Regions from separate parts of the Mus musculus genome. Here region 1 is linked to region 2. Evidence: chromatin loops called from intact Hi-C (ENCODE). Cell type or tissue: heart. All regions are shown on one strand. Links, peaks and the distances in the headings refer to the core of each region. The heading gives the core; the rest is flanking DNA. Region 1 overlaps Pecam1 (platelet/endothelial cell adhesion molecule 1). Region 2 holds the start of Icam2 (intercellular adhesion molecule 2).

Region 1 (2,912 bases), core at 302-2,801, 320 kb before region 2:
GGACAGCACAGAGAAACACTGTCGCAAACAAACAAACAAACAAACAAACAAACACTCAGTGCAGTGCTTCCTCAGAGAGCCGAACCTGGGAGGTTGGACTTTCTAGGGCTGCCAAGGTTACAGAGTGGGGAGTGCCCAGCCAAACTCAGTATCTTTGTGTTAACAGAAAATGAAAGGGGCTGGGAGAGGGGTGTGCCAGCTCACACTGTAGTCCCCGTACTTGGGAAACCAAGGCAGGATTGTGAAGAGTTTAAGGCTAGCCTGAGCTACATAGCAAGATTATCTTAAAATAAACAAATATCTTTTTTAAAATCTTGAATTATTCCAAGACTCTGGCTGGAAGTAGTATAAACTCAGCACCTCACCCAGTCTTGTGGGTAACTCTGGCTCACAATCTTGTGATGATAGACCCTTTTGGTCAAGGTCAAAGTTGTTCCACGAAGGCTGACTAAGCCTGGGTGTCTGCTTTTGAGCTGACTTTTGTGGCTACACTGAAGGCCTCCGTTCATCATCCTGTGAGACACCGCCTTCTTAGCTGCTCTTGCAGGATGTGACTTTTGACCCAGGGCTGAGGTCCTGGAGGAGAGAGCTTGACTAGATGGAAGCTGTACACTAACATCAGGAGGAGTGTCCTGGCTCCATTGGGGGAGTCAGTCCTGTGATAGCCTTGGTATGGTCATGTGGGAGATGTAACAGGGCCGAGGGCTGTTTTGGAGGCTGTCTAGGGCAGAGCGGCTGCCACGTTATCGAAGCTGGTTATGTTCTCCGTTAGGGCTTGGCCTGGCTCATTTGGGAAATTTTCTTTATTTAAAATTTTGAATGCATGTTTATTTAGTGTGTGTGCCTGAGCTTGTGTGCAGCCTGTGAGGTGCTTTTAGAGGTCAGAGGATAACTTGCATGAGTTAATTCTCTTCTACCCTGTGGGTCCTGGGATTCCACAAACTCAGGCACAGCAGTAAGTACCTTTGCTTGCTAAGCTGTCTCAACGGCCCTATTTTTATTTTTATTTATTTATTCTTCATGTGTATTAGATGGTCGTGAGCTGCCACCATGTCAGTGCATGAAATCCTAGTTCTGCAAGAACAAGTGCTCTTAATCACCGAGCCATTTCTCTCCCCGCACCCCCATCTCCCCTTGAGGCAGGGTTTCACTGTGTAATCCTGCCTGGCCTGGAATTTGCATTGTAGACCCAGAGTGGCCTCAAACTCTTGGCAGTTCTTTCTTCTCTGCTTCCGGAGCGCTAGAATTAGAGGTGTGTGCCACAGCACCTGGCCTCTTGAGTTTTCTACAAGGTTTCCCCCTCTTCCGTCCTGTGATACTCCTGCTGGCTGAGTGGCGACATGAGGTTCCTCCCAGTGATCCAGGTGCGTGTTACACAAGTGGATGTGTGTCAAAGAAATCAGCCGTGTCAATACCACCCTCCTTACAAAAGCCACACATTGGCTGGAGAGATGGCTCAGAGATTAAGAGCACTGCCTGCTCTTCCAGAGGTCCTGAGTTCAATTCGCAGCAACCGCATGGTGGCTCACAACCATCTGTAATGGGATCTGATGCCCTCTTCTTGTATGTCTGAAGACAGCTACAGTGTACTCATATACATAAAATAAATAAATCTTAAAAAAAAATCCACACATGCCAAGTGTGGTGGCACATCTCTTAATCCCAGCACTCAAGAGGCAGAAACAGGTGGATTTCTGTAAATTCGAAGCCAGCCTGATCTACCTTACCAGTTCCAAGCCAGCCAAGATAGTGAGTTGCTGTCTCAAAAACAACAAAAAGCCACACTTGGTGCTTTAATTGAGGTTTTTTTGTTTTTGGTTAAACCTAGAGGACAGTTCGAGTTTGAGAAAAATGACAGAACAGCCAAATTATAAAATTTCAGGGGAATGAAGGAGAGAGCAAGCCATGCCTTTTGCAATGGGGGGTAGCGGGCAGCAGCGAGGCAGAGAGCATGGGGGCCTCGGAGGCTGATGCTCAGGGTATCCCCTTCCAGACTTTGATCACTATCAGGGGGAAGAGGAAATAGAAAAGGAGGGAAATGACAAGGCCGGAGTTGTAGGGTGGGATGCTTCAGATAGCTGCTCACAGCTGCCTGGAGGCCGGAGACTTCCTTTCAAAGAAAGACAAGTCCCTTCTAGCATGTCTTTATTTAGGTGGAACCGAATTCCCTTTGGGGAAGCATTCCTGGGATTCCAACTGATGAACTGGGCTGGTTGGATTGACAGTAGGGAAGGGAAGATAGGGATGGCACAAGAGTTAAGAGTTCTTACTACTTTTGCAGAGGAGGGGTGCCCAGCAGCCATGTTGGGCAGCTACAACTGCCCATAACTCTAGCTCCTCTTCAGGGAATGGACACCCCTTTCTAGTCTCCTTGGACATTGCGTTAATGTACATAAACCCATATGCAGAATACACACATGCACATGATAAAAACGAACAACGGAAGGAACAATAGTATGAACAGTAACAGTATGTAATGTTTTGTTTGATCTTAATTCTTTTGCATCTATTATGAAGTGGGGGGGGGGGCGGAGGGCGTGTTGTTGACCCACTCAGCACTGTGGACAGTGCCTGGCCTGGAGAGGCCCCTGTAGTGTTTCCTATAGTTGTCCTGCAATGTGAAGGAGAGAAGTGATTATCCATGAGGCCCAGGGTTTGTTATTACCACGGGCACCTTGCCTCAGTCACCAAAAAATACGGAGGTAGGGGAGTGGGGCTGGGTAAGGTATGGCTCAGTGGCCAAGTGCTTGCCTAGCATTTGAAGGGCACTGGCGTCAATTTCCTAGCATCAAGAGAAAAATAATTACCAAGAAATGCAGATGTGCTAGCATTCCTGTTTCAACAAATAGAAGCAAAAAGACTACAGGAATTAAAAATAAAAAAAACAACTACTTCCAAATAGCCAGGCTTAG
Region 2 (2,834 bases), core at 335-2,834:
GCTTTCTGGTGGAATCTCAAAGCCCAACAGCCTCATGTGGGGACTTCCCTTGATCCAGGCTGATAACATCTGCACTAGATAGCTATATACAACAGCCACTACTCAGCACTGTGGGAAGGACAGGATGTCACAGGGTCACTGGCTGAGCCATTGAGGCTTCCTCTACTTGAAATCTGGAGGACACAATGGACTGGGAGCTGGTCCTGCAGGTGGCTTCCTGAGCTCCAATAATGAGCCCTCAAAACCCTGGGGCTTCCTTTGGATAGGCCCTTTCTGGGATTCTACCGAGAAAGCAAGGAGGCCTGCTTTTGCCCTGCCTATCCCCCAGGTTCTAAGACAGAACTAAGACAGTAAGGTTGACTAAATATGGTGAACACAGTGCCTCCTGGGAAGGCCGTGTATCCAAAGTTCTCTGCCTGTGGTGAAGTGTGCCCGGAAGGAAGGCTAGGAAGACCAAGGTCCTGCCTGAAGTAAGGAGATGCACAGGAAAGCACTAACTGACAAGGCCAGGAAAGAGTCTAGGGTTTGGGAATAGGTTGTAGGCACTGTTTCCTGACCTCCTGGGCCCCAGGAGACGACTGTGGGCTGCCCTTTTGCAATCTCTGAGCCCTGTGTTGGCTGAATTAGGGCTAGGCTTCTGCTGGAAACTAAATGAGACATTGAGACATGCAGATATACGCAGGGCATTAGCAAGAGATTACTATGTGACTGCGTTCTAACTTTGGATATCATCTTTCCAGAGATGACGCCAACCGAGGCCTGGTAGAATTCAGAGTTCCCCTGATCTGAATCTTGGAGACCTCACTCTGCCCAATGTACAGTTAAAGAAATTCCATGTACACTCCCCCCACCCACACACAAAACACGTAAGTGCATGCAAGCTTGCACACATTCATGCATGCACACACACTTCCTGCATGTGATTTCCCATTGCTTTCCTATCCCCGCACAGGGAGCATGCAACGTGAGAGAACCCTGTTACACCCCTGCTTATCTGCTGCTTCCTGGCTTCCTCTGCATGAATTCTTGAGGCCCTAAAGGCTTGGGAGCTGGTCTGTGCATATTGTTTCCTGATCTCAGATAATTAGAGGAAATGAGCTCACTGGCACAGAGGAGATTGTGGATTTCAGTTGGGAGCGCCAGGCTTCACTCCCCGACCTGTAGCAGACATCTCTCCCTAACCCTCCAGGCAGCCGTCAGCTGTGCCCCTGAAGCCCATAGACTCCACAGACCCCACAGACCCCACCTGAGATGTCTTCTTTTGCTTGCTGGAGCCTGTCTCTTCTTATCCTGTTCTACAGCCCAGGTAAGCCAGCTCCCAGGGGTTTCAGCACATGGCATCTTAGGGTGGGAAGTACTAATACTCCTCAGGCATCGGGGTGGGGGAAGGGGACATCCTGGCCACAGAGGCCTCTCCACCATAGGTAAAGAAGACTGTGTCAGCCTGGCTTTGGTTTCTCATGGCCCCAGGCTAAGGACTAGGATCAAGGCCTTTTGGATACTAGAGGGAACAAACTCAGAGATCTGGGAATGTCGATGAAACATTCATCAATGAATGTTGATGTGACAGGCTACCGACGTTGGGGGTGGTGGACAGTGGGTAAATGGGAGACTCCAGAAGGAATGCCAGGGGCTAAGCGGAGATGAGGCAGCATGCCAAAGGGGCCTAGTGGACAGCAGAGGGCAGCCGATGATACTGTGCTCACTGGCAGAACAAAATGAAAATGAAAGCTGTTTCAGTGGGTCAAGGAGACCTGGAAGGACACAGCCTCTACGTGCTGAGTGTCCTATGTCTTAGACAACCTGCCAAACGCTTCCAAGCCTAATTGCACTCAGGACCCAGGGGAGGGCACATGATCCCTTTTAACAAGTGAAGAAACTGAGGCTCACAGAAAGAATATATATAACCAACGTTGAAAGTTCAAGTCCAGCACTATCTACATGGAAAGCCCCTCCTTTGCCGCTGAATTGAATGTCACTAGCTGATGGCTGAGTGGGGAGGGAGAAAGACAAGCCATGTGTAGGGACCCTGCTAGCCAGGATCCAGGACCATCGTGGTCCTCACAGAGTGGAGGTGAATACCGAGGGCCCCATTGTCTTACACCAGGTACATCCCAAATGTCTGTCCTGCATAGAGCTGTGTAGTCACCATAAAGAGAAACATGGGAAACTCAGGCCCAGCCTAAATGTCCTGGCTCCAACGATGTCTACAGAGCATCAACATAAATTATGAGCTTTATGCAACAGGTCCTTTTGATGGTGGCCTGTTGCTTTTCTGGTCTTATTTCCACCATTCCTCTTCCTTGCTAAGGTTTGGTCATCTCCGTTCTCCATTGCTTCATGAACGCATGCTCCCGATGGCAGGTCTGCGAGCCAGCGGCTCCGTTTATCTGCAAGGTGCTCCCACAGCGCATGAAAGGTTCTCTACCTCCCTCTGTCTTTGCTTCAACATCTCTTATTAGCTACGTTATTAAAAATGGAGTCCCTCCACTACCTCTACTCTCTTTCCCTGGAGCTTTGCCGCCACCCAGAGGGCATCCTGTCAGTTTTCGATGGTGATGTGAGCTCAGAGTTTACCTCCATTCTCAGAGGTGTCTTCATGACAGAGGGAACATTGTACGGGAGCTTAAGGAAGCCGAAAGTAGGCTTGAGGAAGACTGACCTAGGGCTGACTGATAAAGGGACTGGAGGAAAGGGGCCAACCAAAGGTGACCTGTCTCCTTGGGCCACTGGTAATAGAGAGCCCCAAGGACAGGCATCAGAGACGTCTGCTGCCAAGTGCTTTTGGTTTTACAGGGTCTGGTGAGAAGGCCTTTGAGGTCTACATATGGTCC

Evidence for each region. Hi-C counts contacts between places; a loop is a spot of excess contacts. Peaks named below come from ENCODE experiments on the same cell type or tissue, not always from the same donor. Only the 100,000 strongest peaks of a DNase experiment are listed, where the experiment ranks them.
Region 1: it touches region 2 in a loop (9-fold over the local background); 1 of 42 quality-filtered maps calls a loop at or near these places.

The regions. Positions count from the first base shown.
Region 1 is chr11:106,705,639-106,708,550 of GRCm38, reverse strand. All of the region lies in intron 2 of Pecam1 (platelet/endothelial cell adhesion molecule 1), which reads left to right. Among named protein-coding and RNA genes, the nearest start is that of Pecam1, 8.2 kb to the left of the region's middle. In heart, for the core only: no CTCF peak of the experiment used is centred there; a DNase peak (open chromatin) is centred at 1,280; H3K27ac peaks cover 385 bases.
Region 2 is chr11:106,380,902-106,383,735 of GRCm38, reverse strand. Icam2 (intercellular adhesion molecule 2) reads left to right here and starts at 955. Exons shown (of 4, transcript NM_010494.2): 1 at 955-1,306; 2 at 2,797-2,834. The coding sequence starts at 1,252. In heart, for the core only: CTCF peaks have their summits at 1,678 (motif pointing right) and 2,527 (motif pointing left); DNase peaks (open chromatin) are centred at 1,005 and 1,635; H3K4me3 peaks cover 1,806 bases; H3K27ac peaks cover 2,128 bases.